Regions from separate parts of the Homo sapiens genome. Here region 2 is linked to region 1. Evidence: chromatin contacts called from ENCODE Hi-C or POLR2A ChIA-PET data. All regions are on one chromosome and are shown on one strand. The core of a region is the stretch at or near the end of the contact, and the rest is flanking DNA. Distances in the headings are between cores, read along the strand shown.

Region 1 (6,139 bases), core at 3,336-5,835:
TGGACTCTGAAATTATACTGTCTATGTTAAAATCCTGGTTCCTCCAAGTACTAGCTGTTCAGCCTTGGATAAGTACTTAACCTCTTTGGACCCCAGTTTCTCTTTTGCAAAGTGAGGATAATAATAGTACCCATCTACATCACAAGGTTGTGGTGAGGATGAAATCAGTTAATATGTGTATATATGAAGCACTTAGAATAGCATCTGCCATACATTAATAGTAAAACTTATATAAGTTAATTATTTTTATGTACATCTATATATTGAATTGCACTGCCTCGTTGGATTCTAATATTCTTCCACCATCGTTCGTGTTTCTCAGGATTGGCTTAAGGATGGAGAAGCAGTAAGGTCAAAGATTAAAAGAAAATTCAAGTTAACTAGGTAAATCTAGTATTCTGTCATTGTGAATGAAAGTTGGGGCGCATTACTGTGGTAAATAATGAAAAAAGTCAGTGATTTGTGAAGATTTTAAAAGACTGAACCTTTTGATCTTGTTTTTTAAAAGTGTAAATAGATAGTAGGTAGAATATTAAACCAGTTTTATTTTTCAGCATGTTTATAAATACTATTTACACTATGTGAAATTACACACTTCAATGTGATTGTTTGCAGATGACATCCAGATTCGATTTTATGAAGAGGAAGAAAATGGTGGAGTCTGGGAAGGATTTGGAGATTTTTCCCCCACAGATGTTCATAGACAAGTAAGTGATTTATTATTATTATTAATCCTTATTATTTTTAGAGATGGGATCTCACTCTGACACCCAGGCTGCAGTGCAGTGGTACAATCACAGCTCACTGTATCCCCCAACTGTTGGGCTTGAGGGATCCTCCTGTCTCAACCTACCAAATATCTGGGACTACAGGCATGCTACCATGCCCAGCTAGTTTCTTCAGTTTTATTTTTTTTGTAGAGATGATGTCTTGCCATCTTGCTCAGGCTCGTCTTGAACTCCTGGACTTAAGCGATTATCCCACATTGGCCTCCCAAAATGCTGGGATTATAGGCATGATCCATATTACTATCATCATTTTATACTTTCTGCCTTATTGAAATTTAGTACTTAGCTTCCATCTATAAAAAAGAAAAATCATAAATATTTAACTTCCATAAAACAGTACTATTTTTAAGACTCATGCAGGTCATCCAAAAAAGTTACCTACTGTAGAGTTATGGGCAAGGTTCTGTTAGATCGTTTGCTCTGAGATGTTGGCAAGATATTTAATTGCTGCCTAATCCCCTAACCCATAAGACAGTGCCCCACAGGTCCTTTAATGAAAATGTTTTTAAGTGTTCTACCAAAGTAATTATGATGAGACCTATTTTATGATAGCACCTAATTATGATAACACCTTAAAAGGGTGTTCTAGGAGTCATCTTCTAATTGAAGCTGATGTCATCCTGTTAAATGAAGATTTCCCAATGGCAACTGATTAAATGATCAGTTTAATCATTTAATAACATGATAATGCTGAGCCCCCACCTTAATTATTATTCTCCTATTTACAAGTAATTGAAGAGTATTCTCCTATTTACAAGTAATTATCTGGATTGGAAACAATCCAGATATTCATCAGTAAGTGGCCAGTTAAATTATGGTCTGTCCTTTTGATGAAATATCATGTAGTTATTCAAAAGAATGAGTACTCTGCGAACTAATATAGAAAGATCTCAGTTATACAGTGTTAAAATATTTTAAAAGATGGGTGTAGAACAAAGTGTGTGTAGAAATGATTCTATGTTCATGCATAAAGAAATTCTGGAAGGATACCTAAGAAATTAATAACAGTATTTACCACTGGCTGGTACACTGTAGGAACTGCATGGATGGGGAACAAGAATGTCAAAGAGAATACCACTGTATGCTTTTTTATATTTTATAAGATCTTTATCCCTGTGAATATATTACATAGTCAAAAAATCAAACTGAAAAATGCTTAAATCCCTAACATACCACCAAGAACTAATGTGTTATGATGCCAATGTAAGCAATGTTTAGTTTCTTCTCTTCATCACTGGCCTGTAGCCATCTCTCTCTTTCCATACCCAGTCTTTCTGATGTTGCTCTAAATAATCTTGGAGGCTTTTAAGGCTGCTTTGGAAGAGAAGAAAGTATATGCAGTGAATTTTATAAGCATGATATTTACAACTAGAAGACATTTGAAATAGACAAATGAAATAATAAAGCTTCGTAGTACATTAGCATAGCATTGTATTTTGATTTTACAGTAGCAATTTCATAAAAATGTATCGGTATAGAATTCTGAGTTTGGAACTTTCTCCAGGACACGGTGTTTTTTAGTACACTGTGTCTAAACATTGGGTATAAAGAAAAGCATAAGGAATGTGTTTAATGAGTAGCATTACTGCAAAAAAAAAAAAAATGTAGTCCTACACCAACATGTGGTTCTTCGTATCCTGCAGTTTGCCATTGTCTTCAAAACTCCAAAGTATAAAGATATTAATATTACAAAACCAGCCTCTGTGTTTGTCCAGCTTCGGAGGAAATCTGACTTGGAAACTAGTGAACCAAAACCTTTCCTCTACTATCCTGAAATCAAAGGTAAGTCAGTTGTTTAAAATCTTATGCTCATATTTTATTTTATTTTATTTTTGGTTTTTGTTTTGTTTTGTTTTGTTTTGAGACAGAGTCTGACTCTGTTGCCCAGGCTGGAGTGCAATGGTGCAATCATAGCTCACTGCAACTTCGAACTCCTGGCCTCAAACAGTTCTCCTGCCCCAGCATCTCAAATAGCTGGGACTACAGGTGTGCGCCACCATGCCGGGCTAATTTTTTTTTTTTTTTACTTTTAATAGAAATGAGGACTTCCTACATTGTCCAGGCTGGCCTTAAACTCCTGGCCTTAAGCAGTCCTCCGGCCTTGGCCTCCCAAAGTGCTGGGATTACAGGCTTGAGCTGCCATGTCTTGCCATTGTGCTTGTTCTGAGAAGAGGACAAGCTAATTAGAAAAGATCAGTTAGTCACCTCCTTTGAACAGCTTTCTAGTAACAGGTCCCTGGATCCATGGTGCTTATTTTTAGAAGAGACAGTAGTATATTATTTTGAGGTCATGGAATTAGTCTAGCTTTTTAAAATAATGTTATTTCCACCAAGCTTATATGAGATTTAGACATTGAGAATTTGTCTTTGAATTTGAGAATCTAACATTTATTGACTAACTCAGAGTTCAAGCAGCTGAGATGAAAAAATCAGGCTTGCTGTTTAGGAGAATCAGCCAGTTAGTCAACCAGCCTCAGGCGGTGGAACAGAAAACTTGGCCAACATGCACTGTGAAACTATGAAAATGAGTAAGGCATCATTCTTTCTCTCACAAAAGATGCTTTAAGAAAGGGCACTCATAGGTTTCTTAAATAGTTATAATGTAAATTATGATTTTAATAAGTACCGAAAGTGAAGCATCCATAAAAATATAAGAGAATGTTGAAGAGAGAGCCCTTGGTCCCTTTATTCTAAAGCAGCCTCCAAAAAGAAGGCTTCGTCAAGGAGATATCATTTGGCCCTCAGCATTTGGGGTATATTTCAGCAGTTGGGTGTTAAACAGAGAAGGAGAGGGTTCTCTAGGTTTAAGTTACTTGAGGAGCTTAAAGAGAGAGGTAAACACAGCGTTTATGCAGAGGGAAAAAAGTGTTCTGAGCGCTCGGATGGACATGAAGGCCAATGTGGGTAAGGAAGGCCAGGGCCAGGCTAAAGAGGGCTGTGAATGGCAGCTTAAGAATTTTGCATTAATTCTGGAGAGGGATAGCCGGGCCTGCCTAGGTTTGGAATGATGGCTCTGACTTCTTTATGTCACCACTGAGGGTACCATTTAGGAGGCAGATGATGAGTCAGAAGAGTAATGCAAGAATCCAAGTGAGAAACAGTGCAGTTAGTAAAGGTCCTAGTGCCAGGAATGAAAGGAGATGGTGGACTTAAGAGAGAGTGCAGTGATACTGTGATACAGTGATACTGTCAAGAGGGCCTAGAGGTCGGAGGTGTAGGAGAGACGGGGAGTCATAGATGGGTCTAAGACTCCCTGACCAGGAAGCTTGTGATGTGGTTGACTTGATGAAAGGAACAAGGGAGCAAAAGTAGATTTGGGTGGGAAAAGAAGGAGCTCAGAGTAAAACATGTTATATTTTAGGTCCCTGTGGGAAAATCAAGTGTAAGTTCTTAGTAGGCAGATCAAAAGGCAGAACTGGAACTCAAGAGAGGACAGGGTGAGAAATTTAGCATTAGAATCATCTCAAAACGAGATATAACAGGCACCAACTGAGTCATCATTCAAAGGTATTTCTTAACCTAGAGTCCACTGACCCCCAAAGAGTCTGTGGATAGAAATGTACTTTGATATCATCAGCTTCTTTTATAATCCTGTTTTGTATTTTACATACTGAAAACCATGATTCTGAGAAGAGATCCATAGAGTTCACCAGACTGCAGAAGGGGCTGTGGCACAAACAAAATTAGAAACCCCTCAGTTGGAGGGAAGTGAGACTGGGAAGGGAGGTCAGTAAAATGATTGCCACGGGGCACCCAGATCCTTGCTGAGGTTGGAAACCGCAAAGGTGCAGCAGCAACAAGCCACATGGGTGGGTGTTGTCTCCTGTGAGAGCAAGATGTGATAGGTAATCTTTGAAGAGGGCTTTCCTTTCCTAGAATTCGTGCTGCCACAGGAGTGTTTAGAAAACGGTTCTACAAGTTCTTGTTTCTTTTCTGAGGTTGTGGCCTCTCCATTGTTTGGTCAGATTTGTAGTGCACTCTATATCCTGGTGGTTTGAAAACATTGTCAGCACAATAACTTTTCTTTCTTCACATGAGATTTCATACAAAATCCCAGTGTATGGACATGGTAGGCTTTGATTAAAATAGGGGTGAAGGGCCCTGCCAGCTCGGCCTTCCGAGAGGCTGTCCCACCTCTCCTTACTTCCCTATCAGGAGCTGCTGGAGGTCTTTTGAATGCTTCTGCCTACACAAAATGATGTGAAAATCACTGCTTTAATTTAAACACCCTTCTTTAAAAGTAGACACAGAAGAAAAATATGGATAATTTTTTTAGACTTTCTGAGGAAAAAAATAGATTTCTTCTCCAGAAATATGTCTTCAAATAATGCCAGTTTTTGCTAACACAGAGAATCATGAAGAAAGAAAACCCAGGTTACCTGTATGTGTATGAACCTAGAAACATTCAAAGCTCAGCTTGGTATCTAGGCTGCCTGTCTCCCTTTCCCAGTGGTATCTATGCCTCAGAAAAGTATGTTATAGTGGGGGTATATTCAGGTGATTACTTTAATGCCTCGTTATCATAGTAGGAACTATCCAATGCAGGGATTAGAGAATGGGGTCACCTGAAAGTTCAAAATTGCACCTGTATGCTTCATGCACCTACCTTCCAGGCTGTCATTGATGAAAAGCTTCATACAATACAAAGTTTAAGAACTGTCTGGAGAAATACTTACCCATTGAGCTCTGAAGGAAAGAATGGACAACATATATATATATGAGGACAACAAATTACTTGATTCTATAGAAACCTTCTGGATTATAAAAACTCAAGATAATAGGACCAAGGAGAAATAATCTGACCAGGCAATATAACTGGTCAGAAAAGTAGTAGGCCATTTAGCATTAGAGTAAGTAGATAGAAATGGATCCAAACTGTACAACCCAGGGAAACATTGCATACATTTCTCAGAAGTCATTGAACACACTTTTCCTTACCCCCAGTCTCTGTAGTCATTCCCTATCTCATTGCCTAATTTTATGTTCTTCATTATTTTTATCAATATGTAAACCTGTCTTATCTATTTATTTATGGGTCTATTGTCTTCCTACCACCCCGAGTACAAAGAATCTTCTTTAGGTCATAGACTATCTAGAACAGTATAAGTTGCATAGAAAATGCTCATTAAATATCTGTGGACTGACTTATTGATTGACCAGCCAAGCTGCCATCCATCCTCATCTATAAGGCTAGTAATATGTTGGGTATCATCAGGTAAGACATTATACATAAATATAAAGCATCATACAGAACCAGCCCGGAGCTTTGCATCCTCTATGGTCATCAACATTGTACTTCACAAAAAATTATTGGAGATGGTTGGGTCCAGGGGAGACGATCGAAATAATCA
Region 2 (6,651 bases), core at 3,656-6,155, 160 kb before region 1:
TAAATAACTTTATTGAGATATATAATTTACATATAATAAAATCTGCCTATTGTAAGTGATTTTTAGTAAATTTATAGAACTGTGCAGTCAAACCCACAATACAATTTTAGGATATTTCCATCACCTGGCAAAATTCCCTTGTGGCTATTTGCAGTAAATTACTCCCACATATGCCCAGAGCTTCTGTCTCTATAAATTTGTCTTTTCTAGGTATTTCATTACAATGGAATTTTACAATATGTAGTCTTTTAATTCTGGCTTCTTTCAGGAATCATAATGTTTTTGAGGTCCTCCATGTTGCAGCATGTATCAGTAATCTGTTCTTTCTTTTCTTTTCTTTTCTTTTTTTTTTTTTCTTGAGACAGAGTCTCGCTCTGCTGCTCTGTCACCCAGGCTGGAGTGCAGTGGCGCGATCTTGGCTCAAGCAACTTCTGCCTCTCGGGTTCAAGCAATTCTCCTGCCTCAGCCTCCCAAGTAGCTGGGATTCAGGCGCCCACCACCACACCTGGCTAATTTTTTTTATTTTTCATAGAGATGGGGTTTCGCCATGTTGGCCTGCCTGGTCTCAAATTTCTGACCCCAGGTGATCTGCCCGCCTCAGCCTCCCAAAGTGCTGGGGTTACAGGCATGAGCTACCGTGCCCAGCAATCTGTTCCTTTTTATTGCTAGTTTTTAATTTTATAGATATATCACCTTGTTTAATCTTTTCACCGCTTGATGACATTTGGGTTGTTTCCACTTTTTTGGCTATTATTAATACTGCTGCTGTGAACATTTGTGTACATACACCTACTATGTACCCACAAAACTGGAATTTGAAATTTCAACAAAGAAGGTGTGAGGTTATTGATAGACAAGAGGGGCCATTTTATAAGTGATCGAGGCACAATTCATTATATACATGTTGAGCCACTGAGAGCTCCTCTAACACACCATGTTTTGGTACATAGCTAGTAAGTGAAAAATTAGGTAGCCCCTGAGTACTTATTTAAATTATCTGCCTCTTTTGGATAAATGCATGGAAAAATTCTAACAGTTACAGTTTGTTAAAACCTGTAAACAAATACCCAATTAGCAGCAATCTCATTGAGACTATCAGAAGCTGAAAGAAACCACACTCAACTTCATAACTCAAGTAGAATTCCCCTTGCGAAAAAAAAAAAAAATCCATGGTAGTACTGGACTCAATACACAATTTTGCTACCAGGTAACCAACAACAAAAAAAACAGTTTGCATAAGGTCAACTATCTCTAAACACAAATTCACAGTTTTGGCAAATATTCTCCAAGGTTTAATTGGTTTATATCAAACAACTCCAAACAGCATGTCAGTCATTTTTATTAGTAAGGGGCACATTTCACAAGTAATTTTCTCTAGAGGGTTCACTGAGAAGCTTTCAAACTCAGACATTTCTCAGATGGATTTCTGAGATTTTTCTCGGGGTAATTCTGCTTTGAAAATCTTCCAGGCTAAAATTGCCAAAGCCACGGTCTACAGTGTAGACCTTTGGAACTTTGTTGATTGATCTGCCCCTATCCTGGAGCAGACCCAGAATTGTATTCTGAGAAAAATCTATTAACTGTCTATAGTGCTCCTAGGCCTTCTCCATGCAGAGGTAGGCCAATGTCTATTCAAGACAAAGTCTAGCTTAGGCACCTTAATTTTCATAAGGGGACATTAACCTTTTTCTCTTTGCTCAATTGATCTCTAAAATACATACTTTTTGAAGTATATTAGCTTTATAATACATGTGCTTCAATCATAACACCAAATAATTGCTCTAAGGCATTTTTCAGATAATAAAATACCTGACAGTCACTACCCAGCTTTTATCAAAAGACGTAAGAAATAATATTCATAGAGAATCCATAATTAATTCATAATTCAAGGAGATAAAGTCTACCCAGCCCAACAAATAGTTTAGATTTTTATCCCTGGATCAATCCAGGCATGCGATGTGGCTGAAGTATAAGTTACGGGAAGGGAGAGGCTGGAGAAGGTTGTAAAGAGACAGCCAGGCTTGGGATTATATTTCAAAGGCCTTATAGCCCATTTATTCAGTCACCATGAAATGCTGTGTCATCAAAGGATTTCAGATAGGTAGGACGCTGTTACATAAGACCAGGTAAAAGGTGATTAGTATCTTAGCAGAAACAGTTATAATTTGAATTTAAATTCAATAGGACTGAAAATTGGTTGAATGTAGGAGACAAAGGAAAACAGTCAAGATGACTCCCGTAGCATGGGCCCTGAATGGAGAATACAGAAGAAACAGGTTGGGGCAAGAAGTTAATAAGCTCAGTGTTAAAAATGCTGAGTTTGATACCCCATAGAGTATCCCCAGAAATGACTTACTGAGTTATTCATGAATCTGAAGCTTGGAGGATATGGGCTGGTGATACAGGTTTGAGAATCATCAGCAAATAAAAGACAATTAAAACTATAACAGCTACCTACCTGCTATGTCTCCTAGGCCAAGTCACCTCTCTATGCCTCCATTTTCTGATTTGTAAAGTGAAGATTATCATACCTAATTGAGGGTTACTTAAGAAAATTACTATACTTTTGCTTAGTATGCTCTTGATATATGTCAGTTGTTTAAAAAACTAAATTAATTGCCAAGATTGCCTTGCAAGACCACATAGAACAATGGTTATTACACTTTTGGAGAGAAATTAATGCTTTTGAGAATAGCTGTAAACTATGGACTTTCTTATTAGAAAATTACACATAATCAAAGACCCAAATTTTTGCACAGAATTTCAGGAGGCCTGTGGATCACTAAAGAACCTGGGTTTAAAATTTTTTGATGTACAAGGGGAAGAGGGAAAATCTGAGAATCAAACAGGAAAAAAAAAATTATGAAATGAGCAGATTAGGAGAAGACCAAGAAGAGATTATCAGAAAGCGGCAAACATCAAACAGTTTCAAGAAGAGGCTGTGACCAATTTTCCCAAATTTGGCAAGTAGGGCCAATAAGATGAGTTAAAATGATCATTGGCAACATTCACGAATTGTATTAGTCTAGTGATGGGAGAGAAAATTAGAGATCAGTCAGTTAAGGAGTGAAAAGGGAGTGGAAAAGCAGTGGCAACTCATGGACAAAAAGGAAGAAAAAAGATGGAATGAAAGACAAAAGAGAATTTGTGGTCAAGAAAGGGCTGACTTTCTGTTTGCTGTGTTTGTTTTGTTTTGTGGTCATGAGAATTTATTTTTTGTTGTTTTGGGGTATTTCGTTTGTTCATTTTTTAAGGATGAGAAAGATTTGGGGTGTATGGACTCAGGATTGGAGCCAACAGAAGGGCTAAGGTGGAAGATAAGAACAGAGTGGGAATGACTGATGAAGCAACATTCCAGGAATGGAGATGGGGAGGAAAGAAATGGAATCAAGGGCTCCAGGAGAGGGCTTGGCTTTGTGCTAGAAGGACACATCATCCTCCAAATATGTGGAAAGGAGTTAAGAAAGTGTCTATATATTAGTAAGTGCTGGGCAGGGTGGACAATTGATGGATGACTGTAACTTTCTCAAGTAAGAAACAAGGTGGTTTTTGGGAGCCTGAGGCAGGAGAATCGCTTGAACCCGGAAGGCGGAGGTTGCAGTTAGCCAAGATCGCGTCACTGCACTGCAGCCTGGCGACACAGCGAGACTCCATCTCAAAAAAAAAAAAAAAAAAGAAAAAAAAGCAGATTAACAAGGTGGTTTACTGAGAACATTGGCAGTTAAATGTTGAGGAAATGATGAAGATTTGGAATAGAAGCCAAAGAGGATGATAAAGAAAGCTAAGCAAAACAAGTAAACTTGTATTACTCTGGATTAAGCTCTTGGAACTCATTTCTCATAAGTTTTTAAAATCTTGATAACCACTGATGAGAGAATACACCAAATAAGTATTTTGGCAATTAGTCTTCCTATTTCACTAGCAATTGTGTTTAGATAAAAATCATTATAATTACATCTTAAGCTTCTTGTAATACATTAGACTTACAAAACTGCAAACACTATACTAGATATTATGTATGTATATATTATATTATATTATATAGATCATATACATTATGTGATACTAAATGCCAAAATTTTACTTGATGTTTTGAAGTGCTTAGTGTTGTTCAATGCTTACTTTAGCCAGCTGTTATGTTTTCAGACAGTGATTTGCTTTAGTCTTCTCTTCCTTGCAGAATCATAAGGAACCTTAGCTTATGAGAGCAGTTTCTTCAAGAATCTGCTTATTAGAGTAAATAGAATGAATTTCATTTCGTACAGTTACTACTACAACATTTGATGATACCAAAAGCAAAGTGAAACCTGAAGCATGCTCACATAATAAATTACAAAATTTTCCATATGAAGCATTCTTTATTTTCTGAACCCAAAGCTCTGTGTCCCTTTGTAATGAATCAGCATCTCAGGCAAATGTTCTTGTGAGGAGGCAAATTTTTCCCACTGGATTTAGCACTTAAAACAGAAGTTGTCCCCACCACCACCACACTTTCTAAATACAAAGAGCCCTGTTATAAGATAGTCTCATCTGAGTTGTTTTTCTTTTTTCTTTTAGATTATGTGGGAAATGTGTTGCATATTTGCATTTAGTATTTGTGCAAATGTTTTAAACCTTTTTCTCCGTGTTGAAGCTGGTTTCGGTTATAGTTATCCGAATAAGGGGGGGAAAGAGGTGAAAGGACAATATAGTTTAAAGTATTTAAAGCCCTAAAACTTCACAAACCAGGAATTAAATATAAAGGTATTCGAGTTTTTTCTGACTTATGAAAATTTAAAGAGCAGTACCGGCCGGGCGCGGTGGCTCACTCCTGTAATCCCAACGCTTTGGGAGGCCGAGGCGGGCGGATCACGAGGTCAGGAGATGGAGACCATCCTGGCTAACACGGTGAAACCCCGTCTCTACTAAAACTACAAAAAAATTAGCCGGGCGTGGTAGCGGGCGCCTGTAGTCCTAGCTACTCCGGACGCTGAGGGAGGCTGAGGCGGGAGAATGGCGTGAACCCGGGAGGCGGAGCTTGCAGTGAGCTGAGATCGCGCCACTGCACTCCAGCCTGGGCGAGAGAGATTCCGCCTCAAAAAAAAAAAAAAAAAAAAAAAAGAGCAGTACCAAAAATATGTAAGGTTTTCTTAGAAAATATAAAGTGCTAACCTAAAAAGGAAAATAATGTATTTGCCACATTTAACAAACACTTATGGACCAAGATAAAACAGATAGCCCATAAATTTGGCGTTGTCCCTTTAATGTACATGTCTATAGTGCCACCATGTGGTACTACCGGTGTTGTAAATATTTCTAAATACAGTAATTCAGATATTCTGAAAGTTAGACACTAGATGGCAGTATATTTCCCTTTAAAATTGTTTATTCATGTTCAAAGGCAGTATCTATTTTTTATGGTATAACTTTGTTGAAAAGTAAAAAAAATTACTACAGTTTTTAAAATAATATGCTTTGTAACATAGACTGATTGCATTAAAAAGTATGCTTTTAATCATCATTTATTTCTCAAATAGAAGCAAAATATTAAAATAACTACTTGCTTCCTTTATTAGCATGCCCAACCTAGGCAAAAGAATCTCACCAATTTTTTCTTCTTCTACTAAAGTCCTGTGATTAGCACAGTAGGATCCAACTGTATTGATTCTATATAATTACTAATTAACAAAATTTTACTAAGTAAAGACTTAGAGGCAGAAAAAACAATGAGAAATTTAGGCAACGAGTCAGCTTAGGTTCATTTATGTACTGTCTTCAATGGCTAAAGAAGAAATATTGGCAGGGGAGGGCTATGACTTTCATTCTATCTCCCTTTTATCCTGCTTCTGAGGCTAAGGGCTCTTCCTAATTTATCCTGGCAATCAGAAAGAAATACTCTATGCCATCCTGAAATACAAATCCAAGATGCATTGTTCAGGAGGTTTTCCTAGTTGGAAACAGCAAGTGCTACATGATATATCAGCATCCAACAGAGCCATGGCTTTTTGTATAGAAATTTGTCTTTTCCTTAATATAAACAAAATCCAGATCTTCCAAAACTGTCAAAGGATCACCAGGCACACAAAAAACGTTAGCAGGAGCATGAAGCCCCAACTCTAGTTAATGTATTAATTTCTCCTTTGGGCTCTTGCTTCTGACATCTGCCTCTACTAGGTAGGTTTGAGACAAGAAGTAAAGGAATGCTCATTTACCTTTAATATCCTAGCCCATTTTTGGACAGAGACCCTGCCTTTAACACCAATAAGCAAAACTACAACAGAGCTAGCATATTTAAATGAGACTTAACTAAATAAAAAGGAATAACTATAGATTGCTTGATAGAAACAGAATTACATTAGTTCCATCAGAACTAGTTTCCTGATAGTTTTTATAATTAATATGTAAAAATATTTAACTATCCCCTTGATTTTTGAGTACTCACTGGGAGAAAATTAAACCATGTCCTTTCCCTGGAATGATTCTAATTCCTCACAAGAAAAAACTTGAGCTTGGAAACCTTGAGTCTTGATAGAATTTGATTACCTTTGAGATAGCATTGGGGGTGGAAGGTGGCAAGGAAATAGCCTTTTTGTGCTTTGGAACTAAAAATATGTAGAAGTGATCTTCACCAATAACCCTCTCCTCACACATATGCAGAAAATCAGGACTTTG

What was found. A loop is a pair of places that touch in the nucleus more often than their neighbours do. ChIA-PET counts read pairs that join two places held with the same protein, here RNA polymerase II (POLR2A). Pooled maps may share reads with other maps.
Region 2: a pooled map shows a loop between it and region 1 (2.3-fold over the local background). The contact joins two enhancer-like sites. A Hi-C loop is called at or near these places in 2 of 168 maps with a recorded cell type or tissue (chondrocyte and sigmoid colon) and 9 of 50 pooled maps. POLR2A ChIA-PET finds 5 or more read pairs at or near these places in 3 of 52 experiments (GM10248, WTC11 and naive thymus-derived CD4-positive, alpha-beta T cell).

What each region holds. Positions count from the first base shown.
Region 1 is chr4:102,582,251-102,588,389 of GRCh38, forward strand. NFKB1 (nuclear factor kappa B subunit 1) reads left to right here. Exons shown (of 24, transcript NM_003998.4): 10 at 616-707; 11 at 2,432-2,570. Among named protein-coding and RNA genes, the nearest start is that of NFKB1-AS1, 83 kb to the left of the region's middle. RefSeq lists an enhancer at 4,040-4,109 and a silencer at 4,610-4,659. Within about 2 kb of position 4,586, at least 4 of the 41 ENCODE cell types and tissues checked have a DNase peak (open chromatin) inside an H3K27ac peak, as active enhancers do.
Region 2 is chr4:102,426,275-102,432,925 of GRCh38, forward strand. All of the region lies in intron 2 of NFKB1-AS1 (NFKB1 antisense RNA 1), which reads right to left. Among named protein-coding and RNA genes, the nearest start is that of NFKB1, 72 kb to the right of the region's middle. Within about 2 kb of position 4,906, at least 31 of the 41 ENCODE cell types and tissues checked have a DNase peak (open chromatin) inside an H3K27ac peak, as active enhancers do.